Regions from separate parts of the Mus musculus genome. Here region 2 is linked to region 1. A link is a loop called in an ENCODE intact Hi-C map of the cell type or tissue named here. Cell type or tissue: left cerebral cortex. All regions are shown on one strand.

What was found. Hi-C counts contacts between places; a loop is a spot of excess contacts. Peaks named below come from ENCODE experiments on the same cell type or tissue, not always from the same donor. Only the 100,000 strongest peaks of a DNase experiment are listed, where the experiment ranks them.
Region 2: a loop joins it to region 1, with 6 times the contacts of the local background. A loop is called at or near these places in 28 of 42 quality-filtered maps.

The regions. Positions count from the first base shown.
Region 1 is chrX:166,166,510-166,174,509 of GRCm38, reverse strand. It overlaps Gemin8 (gem nuclear organelle associated protein 8), which reads right to left and starts at 4,056. Exons shown (of 4, transcript NM_146238.4): 1 at 3,960-4,056. In left cerebral cortex, CTCF peaks have their summits at 4,256 and 7,003 (motif pointing left); DNase peaks (open chromatin) are centred at 3,046, 3,637, 4,129, 6,989 and 3 more places; H3K4me3 peaks cover 1,642 bases; H3K27ac peaks cover 3,314 bases.
Region 2 is chrX:166,340,157-166,348,156 of GRCm38, reverse strand. It overlaps Gpm6b (glycoprotein m6b), which reads right to left and starts at 3,604. Exons shown (of 8, transcript NM_001177955.1): 1 at 3,076-3,604. The coding sequence starts at 3,136. In left cerebral cortex, no CTCF peak of the experiment used is centred here; DNase peaks (open chromatin) are centred at 2,393, 3,353, 3,716, 6,172 and 2 more places; H3K4me3 peaks cover 3,483 bases; H3K27ac peaks cover 4,773 bases.

The DNA of each region.
Region 1 (8,000 bases):
CAGTAACAAGAAGTCCTGTAAAACACTATCAATCTGAAGCACACGGGGGGCCATGGTTTCTGGTACAGACTGCTCACTTGTCATTAGTAGACAGGACCTTGAGGAAGCAGGCACGACAGTTTTCAGGAGATATACCTGGAAAGAGTACAGTCTTCCTTCAAAGGGAACCTGCCCCTTTGTAAATGCATCTGTTAATATTCTAAAGCTGGCTAAGGATTTAACAAGAACACTTAGCATCCCTGGTAAAGCTCACACTGCAATACTCCCAGGCATTACAGCAGTACTTTCATGTCAAGGAAAGCAAGCATGTGGGGGCAGCAGGTTCCATTTTATCTTTCACTCTCCCGACCCAAGTCTCCTTCTCCTTTCTGGAACAAGCCTTCAGGGACTGAGTTTTCTTCTGAAGGGCTGGTAGAACTGAGAGAAAAGCGATTGGCAATGTCAGGGAGGGCCGGATCTGCAGCTCTGCAAACTGGGCAGCCCTCCACAGCGGAACACAATGGCATCATGGTCACCACCCAGCTGAGCTCTGGGGAATACAGAGACCATTCATTGTCTGTCCTCAACCACCAAAGGAGGGAGGAAAAAACCCACGACAGCATTGAGGTCATTCACTAACCACCGCTGAGGCCTACAGACAAGACAGAGCCTCCCAGTCTTGAATGATATATTTTCCCATACGGCCTTTCTAAGGCAAAAAAGAAAAAAGGGGGGGGGAAGCACATTTGTTCTACAGTGGCACTGCTTGCTCTGAGAGAGATATTTTTAAATGCACAACTATAAACGAAGAACAACAGTTGGAAATTCTGTCATTTTTTCCCCCAGATAAAAAAAATTCCACCTATGATAATGCTTTGTTGAAAGGCAGTGGTATCTCATATTTATTCTTTTCATTGCATATTTGTATACCATTTCTTTTTTTCTTGAATATTTATAATCTTATAATTATAGGATGTAGGACGTGTCATCGCAACCAGAAAGTAAAATAGAACCACAAGTCCTCCTCAGAACGATAATGTATATTCTATAACACCAATTTCCTTTCTGCTTCATCTTCCTTTATACAATTTTGAAAATTAAATACATGAAAGGTCATTTGCTTTTACTTTTGCAAAGGAAGATATTCAAAAGAAATTATTATATTATTAGTCTTTGTGTCTACAGCCTGGAGGGTCAATTTTTTTTTTTCTGTTGAGGGCCCCATTGATTTGGCTTTGAGCCAGACTGACAGTCTGGGGGTGCAATGAAGACCATGAGAACACACTGCCTGCTACAAAGCAGTATGCTGAGGACTAAAACGAAGTAAATGAAGGTGCCTTGAGTAACACAAGTTCACGTGTGATAGTAAGAAATCTTCCTGAACATGCAATGCCAGCCCATTAGAGATGCCTGTCAATTGTATAAATACCAGTAGTTCACTCAATGAGAAAAATGATAAAAACAGGGACTTCTGACACTCTTGTTTCCTACCCTCCTACTCTTGCTGTCCCCATGCCACCACCCCTAGCTGGCTGTTGTACTTGGTTGAACGTATCAGGCTTGACACTCTCATGGATTTTTTTTTCCTATGGCTTTGTATGGTCCCTACTTAGTCATGTAGACATCAAAGATGGCATGAGTCCAAATGGCCTACTTCCACCAGAGAACGAGTCCAAGCTCCACTTTTAAAACAAGAACATTGGTTTATTGTGTGCATGTGTCAGGTTTGGTGACAAGTGCCTTTACCCACTGGGCTACCTTGCCAGCTCCCCAAACTCCATCTTCAGCTGGACACAGGGCCTGCTTACAAGCATATAGCAGCCGACTGTGTTTCCATCTCTAACAGCCACCTTCAGAGCTGAAGATGGAGGGAGACAAGTAAGTATTATTTAACCCCGTTCACTTTCTCAAGCCGAGGCTCCAGTTTATGCTTGCCTGGGTGTTGCATTAAGTGCTGTTCCAAGGCAGGCATGGGGCGGGGTGGGAGGAGACTGAAAGGGTATAGTTAACAATTCTTGCCACCTCCCCTGCCCAAATCACATACCACTCATGGAAAGGCACTGTTTAATTTATCAGCAAGGGTGATAAAGATTTGTGAATGGTTTACTTTGCAATCCTGCAGAATCCTTTATGTGGCTAGTGTCGATCAGAAATCAACTAGAAGCCCAAGAAAGAGCAAGATACTCTGACTCAGAAACACCACAGGTAACGGGGAGAACTGAAAAAAACCAGGACAACAGAGGATGACGACAGTGATAATCTGGTTCAAAAGAAGAAACAGATGGTGTTCGTCTCATTTCAGGCATGTGTTTCATACAGCATATCTGAGTGTGACCATAAAAAAGTCAGGGCCAAACACAGCACACACTCAATTGCTGGCACAGCAGCAAAAATCTTGAGTAATTTGGGTAGTTAAGACCACTTTTATCTTTCCAGTGAATTATTTTAAATTACTTTCTATAAACATATTTCTGATAATTCTATGCTAAATTCTTTTCTGCATACTGTACTTGCTCCGGGCACTTATTTGGAGGGATAGATGCTATACTTTATTCCTTTTAGAGGTCCCATTTTTCTTCCACCAGAGAAAATAACAGGTATAATCTCCTGCCTTTGGGGGCTACTGGAATTGTTGAGATTGTCTGTTATATCCTGATAATATTCTCTCCTACCCGTGCTCCCCCAAATTATTAAGGGGCAGTAACTAAAAACAACAATCAGTAAGAAGTTCCAAATGTCTAAATATATTAATATATTTCCAGTTCATCTGGCCTTAAATGTTACAGTCTGCATCTGATTGTCCAAGTGCTTTATGAGTGGATTTCCCAACATAAAGAAGTAATTCTGAGAGTTCTATAGTGTGCTTGAGAACTCTTATCTAACCTCTAGCTATGTTTAATTTCCTGCCATCCTTCTTATCTTAACTTCTCCTTAAACGCTGGACTTGAAGAAACACCAATAAGCCTCTGCCATCTGTAAAACAGTTTCACGATGGAAACGCCTGCCTCTCTGCAACTTGGGTTGATTTTTCCCCCCAGCCCAGCAGTCAACAGAAGGGATCATACACTTTACTGTGAACTTGCACGTGTTAGATTTACCCAAAGCATATACACATGGTTTCTCTTTCCACTGCCATCCCAAAGACACTGTTATCTTGACGAATCATGCTAGCATAAATTGTACTTTCAAACAGTATCACAATCTCACAATTCATAGAGGCTTTGTGTCTGTAACTTTTAGTCTTAAGATTTTGAGTAATGTTCTGGCTTTTAGTTAAAAAACAACAACAAAACAAAAACCAACAAACAACCCCCCCCAAGCAAATAAAAACCCCAACAACAGTGGAGTCCAGAGCCTAATTTGTGCAACGAGTTTGTAACAATCATTTCAGAAAAAAAAAGGGAAAATGGTTCAGAACTCTGGCTACCCACAGCAACTGTCAAATGTTCTTAAGATAACATCAACTAAGAATTCTGACCTACAGAACTCAAAAGTTGCAAGGGGGGCGGGGGAGAAACTCAGGTTTTTGTTGTTTTGTTTTTGTAAATGAGCCAGTAGCTTAGACATCTCTGCAGAAACGTGTCCTGACAGACTTCCTGCAACATTGTGATCCACAGCACGTTTGAATTACACTGTGAGTTAAAACAAAACAAAACAAACAAAAACCCCAAACCTTCCCATGCTTGAGCCTCACTTCTCAAGATCTGAACTGGAATAGTCTGAGGTGGGGGCCTGGGAACAGAATTCTCAGCAGGCACCCAAGGATTAGGAAGCACATAGGGCTTGAGAGCATAAATTAGAACTAGTTTTAACAGTCTGTCAGGGGTTGGGACTCTCACGGGTCTAGGCAACCTCCTCGTGCTGCCGGGTGATGGTAATTAAAGCCACAGCATGAGCGCCAAGCCAGTACTCCAAGCTTCAGGAGTCCGCCACGCTATTCCCTTACTCCCCAAAAGCAACCCATCAGCCCCCGAAGTCACCTCGTGGGCACGCAGCTGGCAGATCTCGGGCGGTGGGCAACAACGGACCTAGCTCTGGTGGTGGGGAGGAGGAAGGGGCGGGAGAAGTGGGGGAGTGACACAAGGAGAGCGGGAGGCTCGGGTTGCCTGGGCAACAAGGAGCTCGCTTCCGGTACGGGGCTTGAAAGACGGAAGTCCCGCCTTATCCGTGACGTAACGTCGTGTCAGTGGCTACACAGAGTCAAGGGCGGCACAGGAAGCGAATTCGTTTGTTTGGGCGGTCCCGGCAGCTAGCTATTGGGCACTAGGGGATCAGAACTGAATTGCACCCTCAGCTTTCGGTTATTATTATTATTATTTCTTCTTTAGCTTTTACTTTCTTTTCACTTTCTTAACTAAAATGGAAGGTGAGAAATTGTTTTGAAAATACAGATTCACTCAGATCTGTGTCAGCTTGACATTTATGAACCTTAATTTGTACCTAGTGTTTCTGTCATTATAATCGTCAGCAGTACATGCCCTTCTAGAGTTGCACAAGAGTCCTTAGTAACCAAAGATGAACTACTAGAAGGCCAAGTGGGCTTATTTGGCAAAATGTGCCATATTTTGCAGGAATTTATTACTAGGAAAACCAGATTTGGACCAGATGCATGGTTATTCCAAAAAGTGAAAATAGGAAACAATTTAAATGCCAAAGGCTAAGATAATTAGGCAATGTCAGTAGTGGGACATTATTACCTTATCATTCCTGTAATATTGGTGAATCAAAGTAGTATAAAAGAATATTTAGCAAACATATACCAGATGTCTACTATATGCTAAGTATCTGCAGTGTCTTGTAGCTTCAAGGCACACGTGATTTTGAGGTACTTAAATGTGAGAATTTTCGATGTGCTTAACTAAATTCCACAGTACATTTTAAAGAGTTAATATTGAAAAAAAAATACGTGAACTGTCTAGTTGTTGTTGACACTGTCTCACTTTCAGCTGGGTCGAAGGTCATCATCTTGCCCTGGCTGGTTTGAATTCCCAGAGATCCACCGGTCTCTTGACTGTTGGGATTACAGGCACGCGTATCAACAAGCCTGCCTTAACTAACTCACATTTTAAGCAATCTTAACCTGGCAGTGGTGTAGCTTCATTGATAGAATGTTTGTCCAGCATGAATGATGCGCTGGATCATTCCTTTATAACATCTCACATCTGGGCATATTGGCGCATCTGTAATCCTAGAATTCTGGGCATGGAAGCAAGGTTGTTGTGGCTACACAGTGAATCTGAGGTCAACCTGGGATGCATGAAGCTGTTTGAGGAAAAAAAAAATCCTTGCCTTAGGGAAGGAGAATTTACCTTAAATGAAGAGTAAAATGAATTCCATGTACATATTTTAATATTTATGTACATATTTTAATAATATGTACATATTTATTAATCTGTTCAATAGAACATGAAATTATATATGTGGCATAAATTATAATTCTAAAGGAGAGTAATATTTTACTTAGTGAATATACACTGGTAAACACAGTTTTTTTACTTCACAAAATTGACAATTGGTTGGGTAGAGATCATAGACAGTCAATGCAAGTGTAATTATGTTTTTCATTTGTTTGTTTAGAAAGAGTCTCATGTAGCCCGTGCAGAACTCCTATTTCCCAGGTGCGAGAATATTCATTACCATACCTGACATATTGTAGTAAATTTATATGATGAATATATTGCAGAAAGGGACAACACACACACACACACACACACACACACACACACACACACACAGGCAGTTAACTTTAGGCAAGAAACGAGAAAGGGCTGTGTGTGTTTGTAGGACTGTGACTATCTTCTGGGAAGCAGGCAAGTCATTTGGAGCCTGTGGGAAGAAGAGCAGGAAAGAAAAGAGAGTGATATGAGAAAGCGGTCACATACTTGCAGAAAAGGCAGAACATGATGGGCTTATAGAAAATGTATTTCAAATGGAGCAGTTCTGGAAATACCAAGTGTCTGCATGCACATACACAGAGTCTGTGTGTATGTTATATTGCTAGCTAGAATATTACTAGTGCTTTGGCTCCTCTTGTGCAGATCCAGATAAGCCATTCAGAGTGGTGAGAAGTGGGTTTCGTTCTCACAGTTGTGAGTGTGGGAAGCCCAGAGGAATATGGCAACTCCATGGGATGAGAAACTTGCCCTCTACCTGTCTTTTAACTTTACCCATCTTGCCTTCCTGTTTCTGAGAGCTTAGTCCAAGTTGACTTATCATGGCACCTTCCCCCAGCCCCTTCCCCCCTACCCCAGCTCAGTGGGAGGATAAAAGGGAAACCTCTTTGCATGCCTCTTCCTCCCAGATAGAGTTTCGAGACATTAATCATATTTGAGGCTGAATTGTTCTGTGTTCTGAGGGCTGCCCTGCTAAGATAAGATATTGGGAAGCATATCTGTCCTCTACCTACTATGTGCCAGTAGCATCCCTCAAATGTGACACCAAAGGAAACGTCCAGGCATATTGCAAATGTCCCCTGGGGGCAAAGCCACCTTCACTCGAGATGTATTGTCTTAGGACTTGTCCACAATACTGCTCACTGGTGGTTTGAATGTCATGACTCATCCATCATAAGGATAAAGCACTTTTGAAATTTTCTCTTTTAGGTAGCCAAGAGGCCCAATGATAAGTTAGCTGAAGATGAAGTCAAGAAGCTAGCAGATCCACACCTCCATCTCTGATTATGGTGGCTCTCTTCTTGGCTGAGTTTTAGTGGTTGTTTATCTTAATTTAGTTGCATAAAAAGCATAGGTGACGGTTAATAGTGAGCACCTAAGAAGTGAGAAGCCAACCCATGATTGTCTTCCAATCCTTAGTGTGGAAATTAATTCTGTCCACAGAGAGCGATATAAATATATAGATGCTGTGTGATACATTTACTTATGAATAAATGACTGACAAAAAAAGGTGAGAATTCTGTTTAAGAAGCATGGTCATTTTAACTCCTCAGGGTGAAACATTGAGAGGACTTGGAAAAGCTAGGGGGAGGTTGTTTTATTACTTGTGTTCTACCGCCCTCTGGTGGGAATTTGTAATTCGACTATTCCTCATCTAGCATCTTTTGTTCTGGTTTAAACTTCAGATAATGCAAAACTTCCAAGGGTCACCTATGATGAGGAACTTTAAAGCACTTTTTCACACTCGAGACTATTGCATTTGGGACTCTGCACTGTTTCATTGTGAAGGCTGCCCTATGTATTGTAGGGTATTTAGAAACATCCCTGGTGTTCCTAGCACCTCTCATTTGTAGAAAACAGAAATCTTGTCAGATGTCCCCTGTGGCTCAGAATTTCTCCTAGTTGTGGACCACTCCTTTAAACACTCGTGTGAATTTCCTATTTTCACAGCCTGTATAGTTCTGGAGTCTTAGAGCAGGGGTTATGAACTTTTGGTTCATGACTCCGTCAGCAAACTTTTATCTCCAAAAATATTTACATTATAATTTATAACACTAGCAAAATTACAGTTATTAAGTAGCAACAGAAATAATTTTATGGGTGGGTGGAGGCACTGTATGAAAGGTCACAGCACTAGGATGGCCGGGAACCATTGACTTACAGTATCCTGGAAATAGCTTCTATGTTAGTCAGTCCACCAAAGAAATGAGAGGTTCCACTTATAACTGTCCTGCTATAGCAGATATGCCTCCCTTTTCATAGTTTTCAGATCTCACTCACCCCTGCTCATCCCAGCAGTTGGAGGAGAGTTCTATGGAACTGAAGACAAGGTGAGAGAATGTAGTCTTAAGTCCTACAGGCTAAGGCTGTTATGCTACAGAAGAAGTAGAACGGAAAAACCCTAGGCTATGCCCACTCCCCCACCCCCCACTCCATGGGATGTACCAGCATGGATGATCTAGTGGACCATAGGGATCCATAGCTAATCTCATGGGCTCTTTGGACTTCCCTACCCTACTCTAGGACCCATCTATCATGAAGAAAGTTATTGAGAACCAGTACCTTACCAGGGTCAAGTTAAGAGGTGCCAAGCAACCTACCAAAAGTCCAAATTTCTGCCTTCAGAGC
Region 2 (8,000 bases), 170 kb before region 1:
CCACTTAAAAAAACTGTCACTTGTAATAATTTTGCATTTGCTATACTCATCAGAGAAAACCCACTGGCTTTCAAAAAAAAAACCCAAAAACCCCAAACAACAACAACAACAAAAACCCCAACCGCCCCCCCCCCACACACACCAAAGCACACAATCCCTGTATAGTGTGAATTTTGGTTGCTCAGCAGCATGCTGGGATAACACTATGAGAACACTGCGAAGCCACAAACCCTTCCCCTTTTGTTAAGATTTTCATCATTTCTGTCTGAAATAAGAACAAAGCTATTCTGATTGAGTTTCTAAAGAAAAAGACCTCTTGGTGGCAGTTAGTGAATTGCAATAGCTCACTTGTGTCCCCCTATGTAAACTCCCTATGGGAACAGACACTAACCAGAAAGCTGGGGTCAATTTATAAATCTTAGTTTAATTTACATTCTTCATAGACACTATAATAACTATCCAAAGCTATTCATTCACAAGATGTTGGATGCTAGCCACTGAGCACCAATACCCCTAATTAACAGACAGGAATTGCCTCTGCCATCAACTGAAAACCAGTGGGAATATATGCATACAAACCTCTGTGAAGTAACAAAAATGTAGAGGATTACATTTAGGAACTAAAAAGTCTTGAAAGAAGAGGGAAGGGGGGGGGAAGGAAGAATAAGAGGGGAGGAATAGGAGGAAGAAGAGGAAGAGGAGGAGGATGAAGAGGAGAAGGAAGAGGAGGAAGAAGAGGAAGAGGAGGAGGATGAAGAGGAGAAGGAAGAGGAGGAAGAAGAGGAAGAGGAGGAGATTCTTTAAGTTCCCAAATTACGATTCATTTTATAAATAATAATGCTAAAATTGTAAATGTTAATGTCCGTAAACTAAGCATAGGTTTTATACACTTATCATTATATCTTAAGAAATACAGAAGTAATAGGTGTACAGGACCATTCATGGTTACTGTTTTAGGGCAATGGGCCAGTGAACTAGGGAATGACAAAGATACGTGTGAGAGTTTGGACTTTGTGCAGCTAGAATATGAACTTGGTCATCCAAATTAAGATGCATACATAAGTCACCTTCCCTTTGGGTGGGTGGGTGGGGTGTCCATGATCACAATCCTTGCTGCAGATTGAGGATAAATTTTCTGGCCCAGATCCATACCAAAACATGTATCATACATGTGACCTTAGCTTAGTAGCATTTTATTTTTTAATTAGTGTTTATGAATCCTGGTCATCTTCAAAGTTCCTCTAAAAATTGTATTTGCTTCTAATTTTGCCTCTATAATAATAGCTAGCTACTTTTTGTATACTGGAGATGTAGAGGCAACCTGTAGACCTGCCATTAAAATGTGTAAATAATGCAAAATAACAGAAGTCTATGAGAGACAAAATTAAAATAAGATACACAGTTGTGTAGTAAAAATTGTGTGCCTTTTGTTTTTGAGAGGAAAACCAAAAGGTACATTTCTGCAGACCTAGATGGTCTTGCAGAAGTCACACTGGTTTTATCCGCCACAGGCAAATGTGACATTAATAAAAAGCATGTATAAAGCAAAAAAAAAAAAAAAAAAAAGCACCCATTTAGGAGAGAAATGCTATAAACTGTGGTAAGTTTCTTCCAGGATACTAGTATATTATCAGACATGCAATTGACTTAGTACTAACTGAGACGGAAATGAAACCTGAGAAATAGTCCCAAGAGTTTCTCTTATTGTTATTTGATCATTCACACAGATTAGAAAAAAAAATGTGAAAGAAAAAAAATCACATGCAAGAAAAGACAGAGTGTCTTTTGTTGGGGGAGAGGTAGACTTTGTATCAGGATTAAACTAAAGTACCAACATTCGAATTAAATTGCTATGTACTTGTTGCCTCTGAATTGTCCATTTCAAAGAGGTTAAATGGCAAAACGGTAGATTGTATCATGCTTCTAAAAAACAAATTTTGAAAATGAAATTGGTCTGTTTAAGATGGAATGTTAATATAGGCAGAAAAAAATTCTATAGGAAAATAAGCAGCTTTTACCCAAATGTGCTGTAAAGTTGAACCACATATAGATGTGTTTTTTCATATTTAAAATGTTTGATGGCAGCAATTTCATATGGCTCAATCCACATATTCATAAAGAAAACATGCCTGAAGAATTACTATTATTTAGTATCTGCTATTGTGTGTAAAAGTCATGAAAAAGAGCCTTAGCATGACGGTTTTTATTTTTTTAAACGGAGCCAGTGTAGTTATAAAGCATGTTGGTGCATTTTATGATGGTTTCTATCTTGGAGTGAAGAGATCAATTATAGCGCATCTAGATGCCGTTAACCTAGCACTGGCTGCGCTGTTTCTATGGGGCATCAAACTTGACCTTAGAGGCATAGCGTCTCTTTTCTGCCATTTTCTTGGTGCAATAATGATAATTTCTCCAAAATCTAAATATCAAAATTGTGACATGCTCTGAGACTTCCTTTAAGGATGGAGCCCTTAGACAGTTTTCCTGTCCCCAAATCCTTTAAGTCTCAATTAGCAAAAGATCTCTTCCCTTCTGTCAATGCTGGTAGACAAAACTTTAAGCTTCCGTTACTAACGATTATTACATGTCATAGTCTGATACATGGAAAGAGCAATCATGTTAGAATAAAAATAATAGAGCATGTCTAAATCACTCCAGTATTACTGGGATCAAAGCATATTTAGCATGCATGTCCCTCTAGTTCTTCTTTAGCGTTAGTACAGAATAGTGCATCCCCTAATCCCTGAACCTAGCATGCAGAGCAGAGGACTTAAGTTATGATTAATTATTTTAGTTAAAAAAAAAGGAGAGACGGTTTTCCTCATCCAGAAGCTCAAGGTGACAAACTACAAACATCCTTCTATGAAATACGGTATTACATAGAAATACTTGCAACAGAAATAGAAGAGAGGCTACACTATTAATAATTTAATATTAGCCCCCAGGATAAAGAAAAAACCCACCCAAAACAAGACCATACCACCCGAGATTGTTTTAGAACCGTTTTTGGCTAACCCCTTTCAAGAACCCTCAGTCAAAAGCTTTAAAACAGGCTATTGTCAGAGCGCTGGGTACCTTTTCTCTCTTGGCTTTGTTCAGTATTTTCCTCGGCTGCAGTTTCCATGGCTGGCTTCATACCATCCACCAAAAATGCTTTTTCCCTGCTTCCCCACAACACACAATTTCCCCCCTCCTCTTCCTTTTCTTTTGGACTCCCCTCTGTCTCTCTTCTTTACACCCGCCTGATTGAGAGGCTCTGTTCTTCACTACAGTAGATTACAGTGCCTTCCAAGATGCAAAAGTCTTGTCAGCGTCAATTTCGCTCTGCCTACTGGTCCATAAAGACAGCTGCCAAGGAGCAGGCGACCATACGTCACCGAGGATCCCAGTTATAAAACAGCCACTCTGTGCCCCCACTCCCAGTGCACCCCGGGAAGCTCCTGCTCTCCCACCAAGCTCCTTTTCCTCCCTGCTGTCTTCTCTCTCTCTCTCTCTCTCTCTCTCTCTCTCTCTCTCTCTCTCTCTCCACCAAGCTCCTTTTTCTCCCTGCTGTCTTCTCTCTCTCTCTCTCTCTCTCTCTCTCTCTCTCTCTCTCTCTCTCTCCTTCTCACCTCCCTCTCTCCCTCCCTCCTCTCTCTCCCTCTGTCTCTCCCTCCCCTCCCTTTTTTCTTCTTGCCAACTGCAACCCAATGAATACTAATTAATTCTCCCAGGAAATAATAGACTTGTGACATCAGAGGAAGGGATGTGGAGGAGAAAGAAAGGAGCCCCCTCCCACCACGTGACTTGGTCAGACCACACTATATGTTATCTCTCAGGAGAAAGCCCGTTTCCCTTTGCTTTCCCTTTCTGGGCCATCGATTTTGTTTATTCTATTTATCCCTAAGCCCTGGAAAAGTATCTTCAAAAGATATACCCTTGCTCTATTTAAAACAAAAAAAAACAAAACCCAAAAAACTTCTGTTTCACAAATCTCTAGACAAGCTGACTTAAAAAAATACTAACGACAAAAGAATAAAGGTACTCAAGAGGGAAGAAACTTCAAATAGATTTCACAATGGTGACAGCAATTCAGCATTAGATTCTACTTTTTGTATTAAAATATGAGAAATTTTAGCTCAAACACAATTTCCAAAAGGGGCTAATGCTTATTCAACAATCAGTATATCGAAAGTATATCTATCTGATATTTTGGTGGTTTCTAATATGAAAATCAAGTTTTTTGATAGGATATGATTACATTTGCATACAGTATTATTTGTTAGATGTCCTCAGTCAAAATCCCAAGTGGGTACTTTTTAACGGCACTCTAACCATCTGGCTTTAAGACTATTGTGCCAACAGGGACTCCGATGATTCTGATGGCTGTTTTCACAAACCCCTTTGTACAATTGAGATCAACGTTCTTAACTCACATTAAGCATTTAAATCTTTACTTTGATTATGAGCCGAAATTTTCAAGTATCACCAATTTCATAGACATTTAATAATTGCATCTAGCTCACTCACCTTCATTGACCTTATTGAAAAAATTCTATAGACTGAAGTCACATACAAAGATAACTATCGATAACCACAGGATAAAGGATTTCAGGAGCTGCCATAGCTACGTGGCACCCATACTGGGAGTAAACATTAAAGAAATGTTGGGGGGGCAGTGAAATGGTTCAGCAGGTAAAATTGTCTGCTGCCAAGTCTAGCCACTAGAGAGTTCCATTCCTGGGATCCACATGGTAGAAAGAGACAATAGATTGCTGCAAGCTGTCCTCTGACCACACACACATACACACACATCACACACAGAGATACACAGAGACACACACAGACACACACACCAACACATACACACACACACACACACGCATTTTTAAAAAGACAAGTTGGCAACCACCTCTCCTAAAAACATTCTCCAAAGTTTTATGGGGTTTTTACACAATACCTCAAAACAATGTGGGAAGATCCCAAATCAAAATCCTTTACCAGCCTGATCTTTTAATGCTTTGGTTTTAGATAATCTCTCACGCCCACTTATATTCAACATTTCTGCTGTGTTAAACAAGAAAACACCTTGAAAACCTGTTTGGCCTGCTTCGACACTTTCTTTTAATTTTCCATCTCACTTTCCACTTTACCCATTGTCCCTGAAGACCACGCCCACAGCCAGTTCTCCCCCACCCCCCCGGAAATATGGCTTCAGCCTATTTTATTGTCTCTTGGTGAAGGGATTGGGAGGGCACCACCTAAAACTTCAGCCTCTAGAAAAAAGTGTGTGTGTGTGTGTGTGTGTGTGTGTGTGTGTGTGTGTGTGTGTGTGATAACTATCTCCATGGGAAAACTTATAGTGTGCCTTAATTGGACAATTTTTTAAAGGCCATGTTTGAACAACTTAGGTCCATTCAGACATAAAGGTATAAAATTTTACTTGTGCACTGGCAAGATGGCTCTTGCTATCAAGTATGATCCGAGCTTCATCCTCAGGACTTGAATGAGAAGCGAATACCAACTTCCACAGTTATTCTCTGACATATATATATTACAGTGAAACAAATGAATATAATTTAAAAATTGTGATTAACTATGTTAGTGGGTTTTTATGGAGTGTCTAAGAAAATCATTTAATTCTAGAAATATCAGAGGAGCCCAATTTTGTTGGCTCTCCTATTAGACAAATTAGTTTATTTACATAAGAGACAGGGTCTGGCTATGGTGAGGTACCCACCACTGAACTTAGTTTGAAACATTATTTTAATATGAATACAGTGAAAGGCAAAATATGAAAGGCATTCTAGATTTCCTTAAACAGCTCTTGTCTATAATATAGTGACAAATCAAAGCAACTGGACAAAATGCTGATGCAAGAATAAGAGATGTTGACCGAAAATGGATGTATTACATTGAACCTTATGGAACTGCTGGTACTGCCTTAAAAGAGTGCAGTTTCATCTACATGCCAAGCTTATGTCCTCCACCATGCACATCTGCTAGAGTACCACAGCGAGGTCTGTAAACAAGCACATGCTTGGAAGAGCTTCCCAAGGGCTAATGTCTACCAGGATGTCCACGAGCAAGCCAGGGCGCCTTCTCTAGGTAGTCGTCAGGCTAATGGGCCACAGAGAACTTGCTTAACCAGAGCGCTCCTTCCTGCCAGCGATATCACAAGATGAAGAGAGGAAAATTCATTAAGTTGCAAAGTCATCTCCCTATACTTAGCCTAACCACATGATCATAAAACAATTTTGCCCACTGCCTCCTGTCCACAGCTTTCTGGAATATATCTTAGGGGTTTTGTTTGTTTGAGGAGCAGGGCTCAAAATGAGTGAAGTCAAAAGAAAAATGAAAACACCAGGAATAGATTTTTTTTTTCAATTCATTCTAACTGCAAATTCCTCTACAAGCCTTCTTGGCTCATAGAACATTTATGTCACATGAAATACACTTGGCCATAATCCTTCCTCAGTGTCTGATACGTGAAATGCTGTCTAATAAGAAATACAAACTAGAAAAACAGAATAGTGCTAGGAATTCAGAATATGATTGCTAAGAATTGGTTTTTATCCATAACTAGACTGTATTAAAACTTTTTAAAAATCAGTTTGGGGAAGCCTTTGTCTTGCAGGATAATTAAATTTCTAATTTTTGTCTTTTTAAGCCAGAAGGATTTTAAAAAGCACGAGGCCAGTCTGTGCTATATAGTGAGTTCTTAGCCAGCCTCAGCTACCAGTGTGATGCCCCACCCCACCCCTGCCCAACATAAACAAATCAAAAGAGGGCTGGTATACCAGTCCAGTGAGTAAGATACTTGCTGTCAACCATGACAATCTGACTTAGATCCCTGGGACCCACATGGTGAGAGAAAACTATCCTCTGACCTCCACATGTATGCTATGGCACATGAGAGCTGACAAACACAAAAGAAGTAACAATGTCATTAAATGATAAATAAAAATAATAGAATTTCTAAGTTTTCATGAAATGTGAGTTTTGAAAAATGCCTGTGGATTCAGTACTTACTATTCTTTTCCTTCCTTGATGGCTTTACTCCATATCTTCTGCATATCTGCTATAGTTTACAAGAAATGACACCTTATATTGAACTGAAAGTGAAGATCAAGTCAGACGATGTTTATGAATACTCTTTAGAAATGGTAGAGCTAAGGGCTGGAGAGATGACTCAGTAGTTAAGAGAAAGAGCCCTGGCTGTTATTCTAGAGGACCTGAGTTTGATTCCCAACACCTACATGGCAGCTCACAATCATTTGTAATTTCAGTTCTAGGGGAGCTGACCCCCTCTTCTGACCTCTGAGGGCACTAGGAATGCATGTGGTATTCAGACATACAGGCAGGCAAAACACCCATATACATAAAATAATGGCGAAATTATTTTTAAATTGTGAAGTTTTGGTTGAAAATGTAGCTCAGTGGCAGAGTGCTTGCCTAGCATACAAGAAACCCTGGGTTCAATTATTAATGCCACAAAAAATGATGAATCTCCATAAGGGTGAGCCATCATCCATAGTCGTTGTCTTTAATGGCAGAGTTTGTTCCCAAGTAGATCCTGGCTAATGCCCACAAATATGATGAGCACAAGAGACTTTTTTCCCCTTTCTTTCCAGCCTCGTCAGCTATTTACTTAGTTCCAGGCAGTAACCTCATTAGAAAATTCAGGAGCTGCCAAAACAGCAATTGTTGAGTTTAGCAACAGCCAGCCTGAGGTGTGCCCAGCTCCTCTGCACCCTGCCTCAAACAAACAAACAAACAAACAAACAAACAAACAAACAAGCAAGCAAACAATTCACAGAACCAAATGTTCAGAGAGTGAGAACAAGTTTGGTAGGCATAAACTAGGGCTTGACATGATAGCAACAGGGGCAACGTGGACTGTTTCCACATTCCCAGCTGAGATATGGGCTCAGCACAGAGGCACTGTGCGATCAAGTAGCATGTTCATTTTCCCAAGCAGGGTGGGCCACACGTATCTCAAAGTCAATGTGAATACTGTG